Regions from separate parts of the Homo sapiens genome. Here region 2 is linked to region 1. Evidence: chromatin loops called from intact Hi-C (ENCODE). Cell type or tissue: Caco-2. All regions are shown on one strand. Links, peaks and the distances in the headings refer to the core of each region. The heading gives the core; the rest is flanking DNA.

Region 1 (8,341 bases), core at 139-8,138:
CTTTTTATCTATTCCTTCAAACACTTATCCTCTAGATGCCCTGTTCTTGTTCCCTCACTGATCCCCTTTGTTTCTAGCATCTTTAACTTTTCCTCTTTCATTGGTTCTCTCAGTTTACCTTAAAACAGACACAATTTCATCCTATTTTTAAAAAGCAACACTTGACCCTATTGTTCTCCCTTCAGCGCTTATTTCCTGAAAGTATATTTTTAATTCCCTGAAAATTACCTTCACACTCATTGTTACCTCTAAACAGCGCTCTCCAAAGCTCCAGCAGCTTCCTAAGCCCTGATTCCTTCAGATCCCCCCAGCACCCTCCACCCTCTCACGACTTGCCTTCCATGCTGCTCCATCACCCTAATCTTCCTCCTGTTTGCTGCTTTGCAGATTCATTACCCACTTTCCACTGCCAAATACTACTCCCAAGGCAGTCCAATCTTCTTGTTTTTCAATATAATGTCCCTCAAAGAATTCATCTATTCCTCTGGGCACACTGACTTCCCCATCTTTAATCTAAATCTTTCTCCTAAGCTCCAGTCCTACAGCTCCACTTGATAGTCACTTCAAACTCAAAAACAGCAACAGTCCTGCCGGCTTCTCACCCTGGCTCCAGTTCATAGCCATCTGCCTACTTGACATTGCTTCCAGGACTTTTAATGGGCATCTCAGACTTATACCCAAAATGGAATTTGCTTTGCCCTGTCTTCTGCCACTCACAGTCAGCTCCTCTTCTAGTCTCCCCAGTTTGGGGATGACACTACAATTCACCCACTTGCTCAGGCCACAAACTCAGGAGTCATCCAGTGCTGCTGCATTCACTTATGCAGGTTGAGTCCTTCACAAGGATGCCTGGCCACAGGGCCAACACGGGTTACCAGCCCACGCTCTTCCCACCAAGGTGTCCTAGCACCCAGGTACATGTGCTGGGAGGAAGGGAGCTTCTTTACCCAGTGGTGCTGAGAAGTGCTTCTGCTTCTGGCCAGAGACAGAATTAGCTTTTTCTAATTCAGACAAATTCACCATACAGACCATGGGGGGTAGTCCTTGATTCTATTCTTTCTCTCACAGCCCACATCTAGCTCATCAATAAATCCTCTTTCCTGCAAAATATGTTTGGAATCCTATCACTTCTCACCACCTCTATCACTATTGCCTTAGGCCTCATCTGAACCACCACCTTATCACCTCTGCTGCCATAGGGATCTTTTAAAAACATCAAGGAACTCCCGTGCCTTTCCATCATATCTAAAGGAAAATCAAACTCTTTACCATGGCTTTCAGGACCCTAAAGGCTCTATTCCTGGTTACACTGCACATATCATTCCTACCACTCTTCCCTTTCCAGCTCTACTCCATTCAGAACATCTGGCTGGTCTCAGGCACTCAAGGCCTACAACTGGCTGCTAGAGATGCTCTTTCCCCAGGCTGTCAGGAGGCTCCCTCTCCCCCTCCCTTTGGGTAGGTCTCCATTCAAATGTTCTCTCAAGACTCTAAAACACTCCCCTCTTTTCATCACTCCTTATCCCTTACCTTGCTTTTCCCCTTCATATATATATATATATTGTATTGTTAACTATATCCTTTTTAACTATATTTGTTATATATAACTATATATAAAGTATATATATTTTTATATATACTTGTTTTTTGTCTCTCTCATTAAATATAGGCTCCATGTGGGCAGAGACCACTTGTCTTTCTGTTCCCCACCGTAAACTCAGTGTCTATCACACATAATAGGTGCTCATTAAATATCTATTGACTAAGTGAATATTCTCCCTCAAGGCATCAAATATTCAATTTTGGGTATTAAATTGCAAAATTAATTCCTCTATCGGCCCCCAACCCTGCATTTTATTTTTTTTGAGACAAGGTCTCGCTCTGTCACCCAGGCTGGAGTGCAGTGGCAAGATCTCGGCTCATACAACCTTCGCCTCTCGGGTTCAAGTGATTCTCCCACCTCAGCCTCTGGAGTAGCTGGGATTACAGGCATGTGCCACCACTAATCTAATTTTTGTAGTTTTTGGTAGAGACGGGGTTTCACTAGGTTGGCCAGGCTGGTCCCAAACTCCCGACCTCAAGCGATCTGCCTGCCTCAGCCTCCCAAAGTGTAGGGATTACAGGTGTGAGCCCCTGTGCCCAGCCCATCTACCTTAACTTTTACATCTTTGAATATCATTACAAGATTTATTCAATCATTAACTGATGCCTCTGCTTCTGGTCCTTCTTCCACCCTCCAAAACCTCTCCACATACTTCTAATCATATTCTCAAAACATTGCTCTAATCACTACAGGTTTCTAAGCAGCGGAGTATCAAGAAACCCAAAATCATTCCTGATAACATTTAAGTTCTTCAGCCTTGTATTCAAGGTTCTTCAGTCCAGCTAACTTAATTTTTCTTCTCAACCTCAATAGAGCAAAATTGGTCTTACTGCCCTTGTTTTTGTCTTGGTGTCTATGCTCTTAAGAACACCCAGATTCCTAATCAAATCCTTCCCTTCCCTCAAAGACTAGCCCGAAAGTCCCTTCCTTGCTGTCAGTCTTCCCCAGGCCATCCCAGCCCAGCATTCATTATCTATGTAGCTTATTGCCAGCTGCCCACACAGTGCCCTGTGACAGCATGTGCTAGGGACAGAGTCAATTAGATACCTCCACTCCCACCACAACCCTGGATCTACCTCCTGCTTCCTCCCACAGTGCATACTATTCTCCTGAAATCATTTTTCCCCACCCATTTCTCACTGATATGTTATTCTTACCCATTCCTGTGAACTCTGCTCCAATCTCTTAAATCAAAAGTAATCTCCGTCTACCTTTGCTGCACTATGGCACTATAACACATGACCACATGGAGCATTTGTGTGTCTTACTTCCCCCACCACTAAGAAAAATCCAAATTCCCCTGTATATACCATTAATATATTAATTACCCAGTTATTATTTTTAAAACTATGTTGGTACTTCTAAGCAATAAAGCCTCATCTGTTTCAGTGACTGGATATAAGAACTACACATTCCCCTTTAAAATTTTGAATTTAGACCATGCTCGTTTGAAGAGATTTTATTATAGTATGTGTGTAGCACTTAGTCACTTCATTATTCAACATTTCAAACGTTCTAAAAGTCCATTTCTTATTAATAAGGCCCAAAATAGAAGATTTTAGAATATACTTGGTTTATTCAGAGTATATTGTTATTCAAAAGCATGAGAAAAAAAAATCAGGAAACTTTAATGTACAAAGGCTTTGTAACTAATCAGAAGGGAAAAACACTAGCTCGCCTTAACAAAATTATTAAAGACTAACATGGAAGTTTGGTATTCTTCCCATGAAAACAAAAGGCTAGCTATGGAGCTGGATTTAGTCCAAACCAGAAGATAGGTGCTTGAACACAAAGTGAGTGTAATTCTCTCCAAAACAGAAAAGCACTAGGAGGCAGCCCATGCACAGGCACTATTTAAAAGCAAAACCACAAATTCCTCTTCTTTCTAGCATCAACAGCCCCCTATACTTTTAAGTTTACATAAATTATGAAATGAGCTGTGGGTAGAATGCCACAAAAGAAAATGAAACTAGTTTAACACTTTTGAGACAACAGATGGAGTATTTCATTTAGGGACAGTCTGCTTCCTGGTCTGTTAAAGAGCGCCACGAGTATTTCCAACTAAGCTGACACACCCTCTGGAATGCCTATCATAGCAAACAAACTGAAGGAGAGGGGCACTCTAGAAGATCAGTCATCCACCTCCACACCAATACTTGCAAAGGATGTAGGTGTGCTAACCATTGATCAAAGCTCATTCCCCTATTTCCCCACTGGATACTTGAGTTACATTGATTTTAAAATACCTGTCAAGGAGGCCAAAGTCCAGAAAATAATGGGTTAACAGTAAATGCCAGAGGCATGGAAGCTATGTTTTGATAAATAATTCCTTACTATAAAGAAACAGACTATACACAGCCGCAATAATAGCTATTAAATTAAGGGCTCTGATGTTTAATGTATACCTCCCCATGGCAAAGAGACACTGCACCTGGGCAGAGAGCCATTAAAATTTATAAATTAACTGTTAACAGTTTCCCCTTCATCTTGTAGATTTTCCAGCACTACTGCATTTTTCTTATCAAGTCTCTTTATCAGAATCTGCCCGAACCAGACAATCTTATCTTAGTTTATTTGTACAAAGTCATGACAACAGTGGGACAAAAAATGTTACAGTTCACATGAGTTCACTTAACACTGGCATGCTTGGCATAGCAAATCTCACTTTTTTCCAAAACAGCTAGAAGCAGGTGGGGAGTGTATCAGTTTTACACATCTAAAACATGGCATTCCTAAGTCTTTAATCCTATCATTATCCTACTCAGTTTGAGCTTGTTTAAAGGTTGAGTTGTGTGACTTCTGTAAATGCCCTAATAATTCTGTACTTATGAGTAAGTAGCAATTATTAGAATTATATACTCACATTACTCTGTATTTATATAGTGGATGACCCTAAAACATTCAACATTTTAAACAGTTATAGTTGTTTTTAAAAATCCCTGACAGGCTGGTTATAAAATATGTTGATAGATATATTTTATTTATTACTACCACTGAGATTAAGGACCCTGGCTCAAGGTCACACAGCATATGAATTAGTGATGGAGCTTGAGTAGAACTCAGGTATCTGGATTCCCAATTCTGTACAACTAGACCATGATGATGTGAGTCCTTAATAGATCTCAGATTGTTATCCAAAGCACAGAAGGAAACCAACGGATTAAATATCAATTTAGCTCTAATCCATAAAAGTTCTTTACTCAATATTGGAAGGAAGCCTAGATGGGACCAAAGCGGGAGGGGAGAAAAGGAAGAAAGGGAGAAGATGGAGGGAGGGAGAGACGGAGGAAAAATTGGTTCACTGGTTTTACACTTTACTTCAACTATTTAATTTCTAACTCCATTACCAACTGCCAAACCAAAATTTCCTCTGTTTTTCATCTTTAGTTTCTGTCTTCATATAAACATGAATTCAGCCTGTTTGGAACTGCTATAATGAAAAAAAAAAGCAGGTAACTGAAAAAACATCCTTCTGTTTCTACCACCTCTAGTTTGAGATAAGCTGCTCTCATTTCCAGCTCAGTACAGTATCTGTTGTCATGGAATAGATACTTTTCTTCAACTGTTAAATAAACCATCATGACTCCAGATCCAATTTTGTTTTAAAGGCTTCACTCCAACTTGGCAGATTATAGTCTTTAAATGAAAATAAGCTTTCAGCCTGCTTTTATATTTTCTTAAGGTCAAATTGAGGCATACTACCTATTATACTGTGGCTAAAGAAAAATTTTAAGTTGCCATCATATGTAAATTAATCACCTTGCCCAAGGGTAAAAGTAAACCTGTGTATTGTGTATGTGATTGAAGATATTTCCTCTTTCCTTTACTACTGAGCTTATTTAATATTTTTAAGGATGTGTAAAAAAAAATTATACTACTTTTGTAATTAGACAGTCTGAGTATGAGGCCACATATTCCTAAGCTTTCCAAAGATTTACTGAGACACAGTTATTAATATACTATATATAGACAAAACTAATCCAAACTGATATGATTCGGAGGGTTGGGGAAAAAATCTTTTATAGGAATAGCAATTCAATAAATTCATGCCCATATTTCCAAACTTACACAAATGCAGGAGGTTCTCATATAGTAATTTCAATAGAGAGGAATAAATCAAATAGCAAATTTTACTATAAAGGAAAGAAGCTCTGTTTTACAGAAATTTCACTTTAAAAATACAACCTCAAAATGGTACCTCCAAGAACTGCATTCTGTTCTTGACTTTGCTAAGTAATAAACTCCCTTAAAAGCATACAATTTTCAATTTTTTTTTCTTTTTTTTTTTTGAGACAGGCTCTCGCTCTGTTGCCTAGACTGGAGTGCCGTGCTGCAATCATGGCTCACTGCAGCCTTGACCTCCCAAGCTCAACTGATCCTCCCAACTCAGCCTCCTGAACAGCTGGGACCACAAGCATGTGCCACCAAACCTGGATGATTTCTTTGTTATTTTTTTGTAGAGACGGGGTCTCACTATGTTGCCCAGGCTGGTCTCAAACTACTGGGCTCAAGCAATCCTCCTGACACCCTCCCAAAGTGCTGGGATTACATGTGTGAGCCACCATGCCTAGCCTCAAAATTTTTCAATGACCAGTTTAATCTGAAATAATTTCACTCATTTGTAAACTAAAAAGTCATAATCATGTCAAAAAATCTGACAACCTATGAAGACAAAAAATTAAAGATTATATATTACTTACAACAAAATAGTTAATATGAAGCACCTACTCTCTCGACTCAGCTAAGTGCTCCAAATGTTATTTCTGTTATTAAAGGACAGGAAACATTTAAACAACTTCAGCAAGGTATCAGAGCTGGTAAGTGGAAGAACAAGGGCTCAAACCCAGTCTGGAAGATGCCAGGGCCAGTGCTTGCAACTACTATCTACTGGGTCAAGCAATTTCCTAACAAAACCTGGGACTTCCTCAATAATACAATACCAAGACAGAAATATGTTGTGATAGGAAATCAGAAAATAGCAACAAAGAAACAATTTATAGAAAAATCAGAGATATTAATTTTATATTGAGGTGCTACCCAAAGGTGTTTTTTAAATGAAGGGAAAATAAAAGAACAAAAGAAATAATTCAATTTGATAATATCACAAATGACAAATAGAAAAAGTTATTACCTTTATTCTTTGCATTTAAAACTTTAAAAATGAAATGTGAGTTGGGTGAATGTGAATAAAAGCAAATATGACTGTTACGCTACTGGCAGCAAATAAATAACTTCTTTTCTCAGTGGCATATTATTCCAGTAAACACCAATGAATGGTCTAAAAAGATACCAATGAGGTCATAAGCATCCCTCTTTATATATCCAATTATAAAAGTAGCTAACAATATATCTTTGTGTGGTCTGAAAAACAGCACTCCTAATCAATAAGCCAGAAAGCAGAAGAGAAGAAAAATAGCAATGAGCAAAGACAAAGACAGCTACTCCTCCAAAGAACAAAACTGCAGACCTTAAGCATATCTGTATTGCACAGACAACTATCAAAGTTTCTCATTCACTATCTTTCTGGTCTTCTCCCACTATTATACAAACAAGTTTTTGTAAAAGTTCATGAACATTAGTGAATATTACATTAGTGTGTTAGGATAGAGGACAAGGTTCCACATTTCTGGAATGATAAAGTGCTATATTTAAAAAACAAGTACATAAAACCCAAAAGTCAAAGAACTTAAAAGCGAATTTAAGACAGGAAGAGAAGACATTCATCACCAAATACACATATTAAACAAAAAAAAAAAATCCAGGCCATTGGAATCAAACTATTCTTACAAAGACACCATTTTGTGTAAATTAAAAATAAATAAATACAAACAAGGTCCCTGAAAATAGATGAGGTTCTCTTCCTGCTGTGAAACAACACGGTTTTAGCATTCATACAGGAAGAATTATGGTTTCAATTCAGAGTTTAAGGTCCTATTTCTCTTAGCATGCCTCAAATCCTGCTACTATAACAAAGCCAGGCACATGGACTTGAGTTTTCTATAGTTATTCCAACCCACAATACTAACACAATCTTTACTAATTGCTTTAATGTTAGAAAAGAAATCCCTCATTTTCACTGGTCTCCAGAGCCTTACTTAACTCCCTATATTCTTCAATGTTTATTTCACATTTCTATTGTGAAACGTTCAACATGTGTGCTTTATGGAGCATACTCACAGAAGAGGTGTAATAACAGTATGTTTCTCTAATGCTGTAACTTTTCAAAGCACTTTCATAGCCACTTTATTATTCAAATTACATAGCAGGCTCCTCCAACATATAATACAGAAAATTGCTGGAGAAAAGCATATTTTAAGACACTAAAAAATAAAGCAATTGTTCTATCTAAAAAAAATTTAGAAAGGACATCATGTAAATATAAAACCCTCATCTTACTAAATTATCTATGCTTTCATACAGTTCAATGCTCCAAACTCCTTAAAATACTCTTTCCTTGACTGCTGATATTGCACTATGCTGGATTTTCTCTTCTCTGGCCACCTTTCCCTAGTGGAAGCCTCTCCTACTCTATCTTACCTTTAAAATGATGGTTTCTTAGGGTTCTGTCTTTGATACACTTTCCTTATCACTTTATACTATCACCTTAAGCAATCTCACACACCACCCCAGCTTCAAATACTACTCTTCATACTGACCACTCACAAAATTATAGCTCCAACTTACACTGCTCTAAGTTTTAGGCCTAAATCTGACTGCTTACTCAACATCACTACTTAG
Region 2 (8,341 bases), core at 329-8,328, 95 kb after region 1:
CTCACTCACAATAGGCATTCAACAAATAGACCCAGTTCTTAGAGACCTGGATTTTCATTTCAGTACCGCCTCATCTGGAGCAAATTGCTCACCCCTCTAAGGCTCAGTTTCTTCATCTGAAAATGTTGATACTAATACTTGTGAAGCTACAAATAATAATATTTATGAAGTTGGTTTAATACGTAAATGAAATAATGGCCATAATGTGCCTTACATACAATAAATGCATAATGATGAGAGTTGTTATTGTTAATGACCACAGTGTGTTATGTCAAACATGGTTCATGGAGAGAATCACTAAGGACTGTGGCTGTTGCATTAGCAGAAAGGAGTGAATACTTTCCAACTTACCTACCCTTTCAAGGACCTCCTACATGCTACACATTGTGCTCAGAAATGGGGGCTAGAGAGAGCCATTTCTATATGGCTCCTGCATTCCTGGAACTCCCAGTAGAGTAAGTTTATTTTCCTGAATTGACATCTGACCAACTCATAGGTCATTGGGAAGAAATATAATTGACTTTCTTACCAACATAACTAAAAATTTAACCACCTACAGCATACCTAGTCAGCATCATTATGTACCAAATATTCAATATTTAAAATGAAAGCTGATCTTAATTCTTACTTTGGGAATAAACCTTTGATATTGCTAAAACATACTGATACTCTCAAAAGCCATGACCTTACCTTTATTTACTCAAAGCTTCCACAGATACTGTACATTTTACTTTTTAAATACATTGCTTTAAAAGTTTTCTCCATATTATTTTCCTGTTAATCATGTTCTTTGAGCATTATTTAATAGACTAGCACTGTTGACATTCATTCTTCTACACAAATATCTTTTTTTTGTTTTTTTGAGACGGAGTCTCGCTCTGTTGCCCAGGCTGGAGTGCAGTGGCACGCTCTCAGCTCACTGCAAGCTCTGCCTCTTAGGTTCACGCCATTCTCCTGCCTCAGCCTCCCGAGTAGCTGGGATTACAGGCACCTGCCACCACGCCCGGCTAATTTTTTTTTGTATTTTTTTAGTAGAGACGGGGTTTCACAGTGTTAGCCAGGATGGTCTCAATCTCCTGACCTTGTGATCCACCCGCCTCGGCTTCCCAAAGTGCTGGGATTACAGGCATGAGCCACCGCGCCCGGCCCCACAAATATCTTATCTAAAGGAAAACAAAAGGACTTTACTCCCTGGATGAAACTCTTTATGGCCCCTGAAACTGTGATTTACTCATTATAAACTAGCAATACATTCTGTTATAATGACATGTAGTTTTTCTTCTCACCAGTATCTTAAACACGTTTAATCTCAGGTTCATGAAAAATTAATGAGATTAATGCAAATGGACTCACTAAAATTTGTGTCAAGCAAGAAAAATTTTTTTAAAAAATAAATATTTTAGTGTGTTACCATGGCATGAGAGGAGACAGGATTGTTTGACATCTAGAAGGGATTGTTTTGCTCACCTTGTATAATTTGTCTGCATCTGGGAATCCAGAGAAGGCAACATATAAATTCTATCACGTTCCTATCACCATTGGATTCACATGATCTCCAAATTCAGGTAATTGTTCCTTCCTCCTCAAGTTCTACTGGTGGCTGCCTTGTTACTTTCTCTATTATAGGCTACTTAATAATGAATGTTTGGATGGAATGTTTACATGGCCATCTCTCTCACTAGAGGGCAGAAGGTTATCTTATGGAAATCTCTAACCCTACCTCCTAGTCAGTGCCTCGCTCATAATAGGCACTCAATAAATAGCTGGTAGTGGTACCATTCCAATTTTTCCTTATGTGTGATTCTTTTAAAATGATCTTTGATCATGCGATATAATGTGACTCTAACTTTAGTTAGATGAAAATCTGAAGTCGTGCTATCCTCAAAGGGAATAGCTTCTTTAAGGGATGCTGTCACAATATTAGGAAGATCAATGTCAAACCACCAAACGTTTTCAGTCAGCTGCCATCTGAAGAAAGCCTTTACTTTCAGAAAAAAAGCCCCATTCTTTTAGTCTGCACTTCTGAATCATGGTAAGATTGTAGGCTAGAATTGGTTTATGGATGTTAAAGGGGAGAGTTTATGTCTGCCTTTTTCCACACATGCACTGTATTCCTGAACCTGGTCAGTGGAGATCCAAGGCCACTCAACCTCTTTCAAGTGAGGCTGATGGAACATATGGTGCTTCCTGCAGAGAAAAGGTTCTAACTGGCTCTAAAAGGAATGTCCAATAGTTCTCACCAGGGTTGTTCCACATATTTGGAAATGTGCGGGAGTCATGTTGGTTGTCACAGTGACCAGACAGACAGCAATGAGGGAAGGGAGATGCTATTGGAATTTAGTGGGTTGCAACCAGGGATGCTAAAATGTCCTGCCATGTATAATACCATTATGAGAAACAAAGAATTGTCCTGCTCCATATGTCACTTGCACATCTTTTTTGAGAAACGTTTTTTTCCCTGTTAGGAGTTGTGGAAAACCGGGCTGGGCTTGTTGAAGCAAAGGACCCTGCAAAGGTGTGGACGGACCTACCTACCTCTCCTGGGTTTTGGCAAGCATGATATTAGGAACTCCTCCAAGCAATGAAGATTTAGCCCATTTATTTTCTTCCCCACCCTCAGGACAGGGAGATAATGTTGGCAGCCCTTCAGATGATGTATTTGGGGAACACTGAAAGGCCCATCATGTATGCAGAAATCCCCACCATTAGACTTCTATGCATTAAGACATTGTCTCTAAAAAGACAGTTAAAGTGTAATATGTTACTTGAAGGGATAAAAGTAGAATGTACCTTAGCATGGATTAGTTTACCAGAATAGCTAGCTATCACTTTGGCAACAGGTCTTTAAGAAAATAGATTTAAGCAAGTAATTTTGATATAAGCATAATAAAAGAAGGAAGTGAAAGGAGGAGGACTTTTGGAAGTGAGTCATGAGGGACTCTGAGAGACCAGGAGAGGCTACTGGGTGCCAAAAACAGACGAAAACAGAGAAAGCAGCTACACAAATTTGCTCATATTCTACCCATTTTGTCTCTGCTGTAAGCTTTCTGAAAAGAAAGATTTCAATACCAAAGTAACCTTATCCTTATGAAGGCAGAAACTGTATCTTTTCTTTTATCTGCTTAATTCCACAATGCTTTGCACAATGAATACTCAAATTTTGACAGTTAAGGAATCACAAAAATACTGTATCTTAGATTGCCTTGCTGGAAAGCTGTCAGACTCTAGGTTCAATGAAAGACACACCCGTACAATGGTTTGTTTTGTGTTTTAGGTTCACAGTACAGTTTTTATGAACATGAGTACATAAACTGCTTTATTTCATTTTTTTTCTCTGCCCCATATGATCTGCAGGAATAAGTTGCTTTCTTTTAGCATGAGGGATTCTTCCAGGTGTTTTACAGGAAATTTAACCTGGGTAAAGATGAAGTGGACTTTAAACTCCACATCAGCACTCTGTATTAGAAAAGATTAGGCAGCTTTCTTCTATTTTATGTAGAGCCATAAATTTTAAGACTTGAAACAAGTACATGAGAATAATCTTGTTCAAATAATAAATGATTATGGATCACACTGAAACTTGATGTTTTTCTTGCATAATATGATAATAGTCGGCTGGGCACGGTGGCTCACACCTATAATCCCAGCACTTTGGGAGGCCGCAGCAGGCAGATCACAAGGTCAGGAGATCGAGACCATCCTAGCTAACACAGTGAAATCCCATCTCACTAAAAATACAAAAAATTATCCAGGCATGGTGGCACGCACCTGTAGTCCAGCTACTTGGGAGGCTGAGGCAAGAGAACTGCTTGAACCTGGGAGGCAGAGGTTGCAGTAAGCCAAGATCGCGCCATTGCACTCCAGCCTGGGCGATAGAGCAAGACTCCATCTCAAATAAATAAATAAATAAATAAATAAATAAATAAATAAAATGGATGTGTCACATTATGCAAAATATAGATGTCTCAGAAATCTTGGTTCTAGGCCTTGAGAAAATACATTTTCCATTGACTTTCAAAAATGTCTAAATAAAAGACAGTCTCATGTCCATGTTGCCTAAAAATTCATGCCTCAAAATGTAATAGGGACAATTTTTTCTGTAAACATATTTAAGAATTGTCAAAAATAATGTACTTTTGGATCCAGGGACACAGATATCCTATGCAGTGTTTTTTTGCTAATTGGAAGAAGGTGGTCATTTGTAGAGGCAGATTAAGCCTCCCTCCTGCTCCAGGGCATGAGGTTTGACGAGCGAAGTTGGGTCTGGGCTTCGGTACCTTGGCTGCTCCAGTAGGTGTCTGTGTAATGCTCTCACTAAAAACCTGCCTGTGGCAGCCCCACTGGCATCTCATAGTCGAAATCTTCTCACCTCTAAGGTGGACCTGCGATTTCTACTAATCCATATATTTGCTAAACTCTGGACTCGCTAGCTAGCGTTCTTGTCCTGCCCTCTTTTACTCACTTTCTACACTCTCACCTTCACCCCATCCTGCTTTCTTAGAGAGAGACCTCCTTAGAGCCAGAGGGGACTGACAGGCACTTGTTAGCAGGAACCATGGCATTTCACAGTGGTCTTCCCAGCATCTAGTCAGTAGCCGGCATGTAGAAGAACTATGTAAATGAATGAGTACATTTTAGAACTATGTGTGACTATCTCACTGGTTAAGCCATCCAACTTTATGTCATTTGATTAGGGGCAAATTTGATATCAAAACCTTGAAAAAAAGTAATTTCTATACTATTGTTCTGATAGATTATCTGTGCTTAGTGCTTCCCAGCAATGCAACAAAATATGTTTTGCTATGGTTTTATTTTGAAATCCATAGATTTATGATTACATAGTAAATACAATGTAAGAAAAGTTATATTGGGTCTATATTAGTTGACATTTTAACTAAGAAATATTCTGAATCTGAAAGACTGATTATTCTATTTTTATAATCCTGAACCATTCTCTCTCACATTATAACACCCAAATTTTAAGTTTCATTATGGTTGAGCTGATAGAGATTGTATTCAAAAAGCAATGTTTCTAAGGTTCACGCTCGAGAGAGAATGAAATAGGTAAGAAGTTGAGAAACAGCATCTAAGTAAATTTGTTATGGCAACTGTGCCATTCTTGCTTTTACCTGCAACTAAAGCAATGACCAGATACCTAACTGGTTTGAGTTAACAAAATATACAGCATCTTTAGGAGGGTCCTGACGCCTCCAGAATGTGGATCCAGGATGAATACAGAAATTTCTGTTTCAGTCAGAGGATAAGAACAGAGATAGAATAAGTTGATTTAAAGTAATTAAGCATTAGTGAAAATATATATCAGTATCAAAAGTTCGATCATTTTAAAATACCTTAATCTCATCTTAATGTTTAATGTTTGTATTACTTGATGGTGCAATGTCCTTTTGTTTTGTTTTGTTTTTGTGACGGAGTCTTGCTCTGTTGTCAGGCTGGAATGTAGTGGCAGGATCTCGGCTCACTGCAACCTCTGCCTCCTCAGTTCAAGCGATTCTCCTGCCTCAACCTCCCAAGTAGCTGGGACTGCAGGTGCATGCCACCCCACCCAGCTAATTTTTGTATTTTTAGTAGAGATGGGGTTTCACCATGTTGGCCAGGATGGTCTCCATCTCTTGACCTCGTGATCTGCCTGCCTCAGCCTCCCCAAGTGCTGGGATTAAAGGCATGAGTCACCACACCTGGCCCCATTTTTAAATAACCAAGTTAACATTTTTAAAGAAGTCTAGAAGGTTAATGCAATATAATCTACCTTGTAACCATACTTCTTGCCATAGCCTGATTGGATAAGAGGTTCATCCACTCAAAATGCCACAGAGGCCAGGTAGGTAAACTGAAGGAGGCTGGATGTAAGCACACGAGCATAGATGTACATTGAGTGCTGGAAAGTGCCTGGCTATTTAAGTGGGGCAGCTGGGTTCAGCTATAGCTAATGGTTATCTTGAGGGAATGAAGAGCTAGTAATTGCTAGATCTTCTGATTTTTCAAGAAAGACTGAAAATCCATATTGTTATGTGGGCACTCCTGATTATTAGCTGTTGGCTTAAATTTAAAATGAGCAAGACCATCCTGGCTAACACGGTGAAACCCCGCCTCTACTAAACAAAATACAAAAAAATTAGCCGGGCGTGGTGGCAGGCGCCTGTAGTCCCAGCTACTCGAGAGGCTGAGGCAGAAGAACGGCGTGAACCCGGGAGGCACAGCTTGCAGTGAGCCGAAATCGCACCACTGCACTCCAGCCTGGGCAACAGAGCGAGACTCCGTCTTAAAAAATATAAATAAATAAATAAATAAATAAATAAATAAATAAAGCAAGCCAACAAACCATTTGAATCAAACCAAATATGGCTGCTGGCCACTCATTTATTTCTGGTCTGACCATGTGATATTTATTGCCCCCTGGTGGTGGCTTTCCTCAATTCTAGCTTTAATTTTAAGAGATGTGACAACGAATTTTGGTGTTTGGCTAATTTGTGAAGGGGCATAGTCCTGCTGGGTGGGCGAGTTGCCCACTTCCAACATCCGTGCCAATGCTTTCTTAGATTGGCACAAAAGGCAAAGTGAAAATAAGCTCTCAAATGATAGTTCATGAGTCAAATACCAAAAAGAAATATTCACTAATACAGATATTGTATGATAATAAGTACAATATGGAGGTTTTTGTTTGTTTGTTTGTTTTTGTTTTGTTTGTTTGTTTTGAGACAGAGTCTCGCTCTGTCGCCAGGCTAGAGTGTAGTGGTGCGATCTCCGCTCACTACAACCTCCAACTCCCTGGTACAAGATATTCTCCTGCCTCAGCCTCTCAAGTAGCTGGGATTACAGGCACGCGCCACCACGCCCAGATAATTTTTGTATTTTTAGTAGAGATGGGGTTTCACCAGGTTGGCCAGGATGGTCTCGATCTCCTGATTTCGTGATCTGCCCGCCTCAGCCTCCCAAAGCTCTGGGATTACAGGTATGAGCCACCGCACCTGGCCCCAATATGTAGTTTTTGAAAAGCATATATTATCATATATTCAGGATGCTTTCTGGGCACAGTTAAAGCTAGGGGTGCCAAAAAACATTGGATCATTGTCTTGGGCTCTGTGGCTGCAGGACTGAGCATCTGGACTGTGACTCACTCAGGCAGTTGGCCAGTTCCCCAACTGGTGCTAAAGGAGACCTGAAATACACTTTTCTCATCTGTAAAATATGAGGATAATAATCCTACCTGGCTCGTGGGGTTATAAGACTCACTGTCCTCAATATGTGTTAGGGGGAAAATTCCTACAGATATATTAATATATGCAGTAAGCTCAACCTACTACCCTTGGTCATCAAGACAGGCAGGTAGGACTCTCTTGTCTTCTATGCACACCCTTGGCCCATACTGGGTGTGGTTCTTTTGGGACTTCCTCATTCTCTCCTTTAAGGTTGATTTCTTTTAAACTGATGTTCCCATATAAACATGTTTGAAGCAGAAAATGGTAGATTACAGCATGATTTGGACTGTCTTCCACTCTCACGCCAAGGTCTATCCTGTATTTAGAGCATATGAAAGATGTGTCTGCTTGAAAGTAACTTGAATAGTAATTTGTGGCGGAAAATTACAGGAGCCCATCAGAAGGGGATTATTATAAAGCACCACCTTTCACATGGGAGTTAAGAATGCCTTCATATGGACTTCGTTTGCATTTTTAAAAAATTGGAACACTGAGGCAGCAGAAAAGCCTCTAAGTTTCCAAACAAGTAACTTAAAGCCATGAATTAATGGGCCCAGGAGTTTTTTCTTTTTTAAATATAATACCAGGCCGGGCGCGGTGGCTCACACCTGTAATCCCAGCACTTTGGGAGGCCGAGACGGGCGGATCACGAGGTCAGGAGATCGAGACCATCCTGGCTAACACGGTGAAACCCCGTCTCTACTAAAAATACAAAAATTAGCCGGGCATGGTGGCGCGTGCCTGTAGTCCCAGCTACACAGGAGGCTGAGGCAGGAGAATGGCGTGAACCCGGGAGGCGGAGCTTGCAGTGAGTCGAGATCGCGCCACTGCACTCCAGCCTGGGCGACAGAGCGAAACTCCGTCTCAAAAAAAAAAAAAAAAAAAAAAAAAAAATATATATATATATATATATATATATATATATATATATATATATAACCAGAACTTCCTCTAATTAAAAAAAAACTTTTAGACGTTAACTTCCATATTTTTCATATTTAAATGTGAGAACGTAATGAAGAAAAAGTTGCTGCTGAAAGTTAAAATGTACTTACTTTTGTCATGAGAATTATGAATATTAAAGTGAGAAAGTTTTATTTCAGAGAAGACACAGTATAGCATAT

The links. Hi-C counts contacts between places; a loop is a spot of excess contacts. Peaks named below come from ENCODE experiments on the same cell type or tissue, not always from the same donor. Only the 100,000 strongest peaks of a DNase experiment are listed, where the experiment ranks them.
Region 2: a loop joins it to region 1, with 4 times the contacts of the local background. A loop is called at or near these places in 19 of 110 quality-filtered maps.

What each region holds. Positions count from the first base shown.
Region 1 is chr2:190,943,216-190,951,556 of GRCh38, reverse strand. The region is part of intron 14 of GLS (glutaminase); the gene reads right to left. Among named protein-coding and RNA genes, the nearest start is that of GLS, 67 kb to the right of the region's middle. In Caco-2, for the core only: no CTCF peak of the experiment used is centred there; DNase peaks (open chromatin) are centred at 3,676 and 4,256.
Region 2 is chr2:190,848,793-190,857,133 of GRCh38, reverse strand. No RefSeq gene overlaps it. Among named protein-coding and RNA genes, the nearest start is that of GLS, 28 kb to the left of the region's middle. RefSeq lists a silencer at 2,904-3,073. In Caco-2, for the core only: a CTCF peak has its summit at 6,433 (motif pointing left); DNase peaks (open chromatin) are centred at 1,133, 3,633 and 6,393.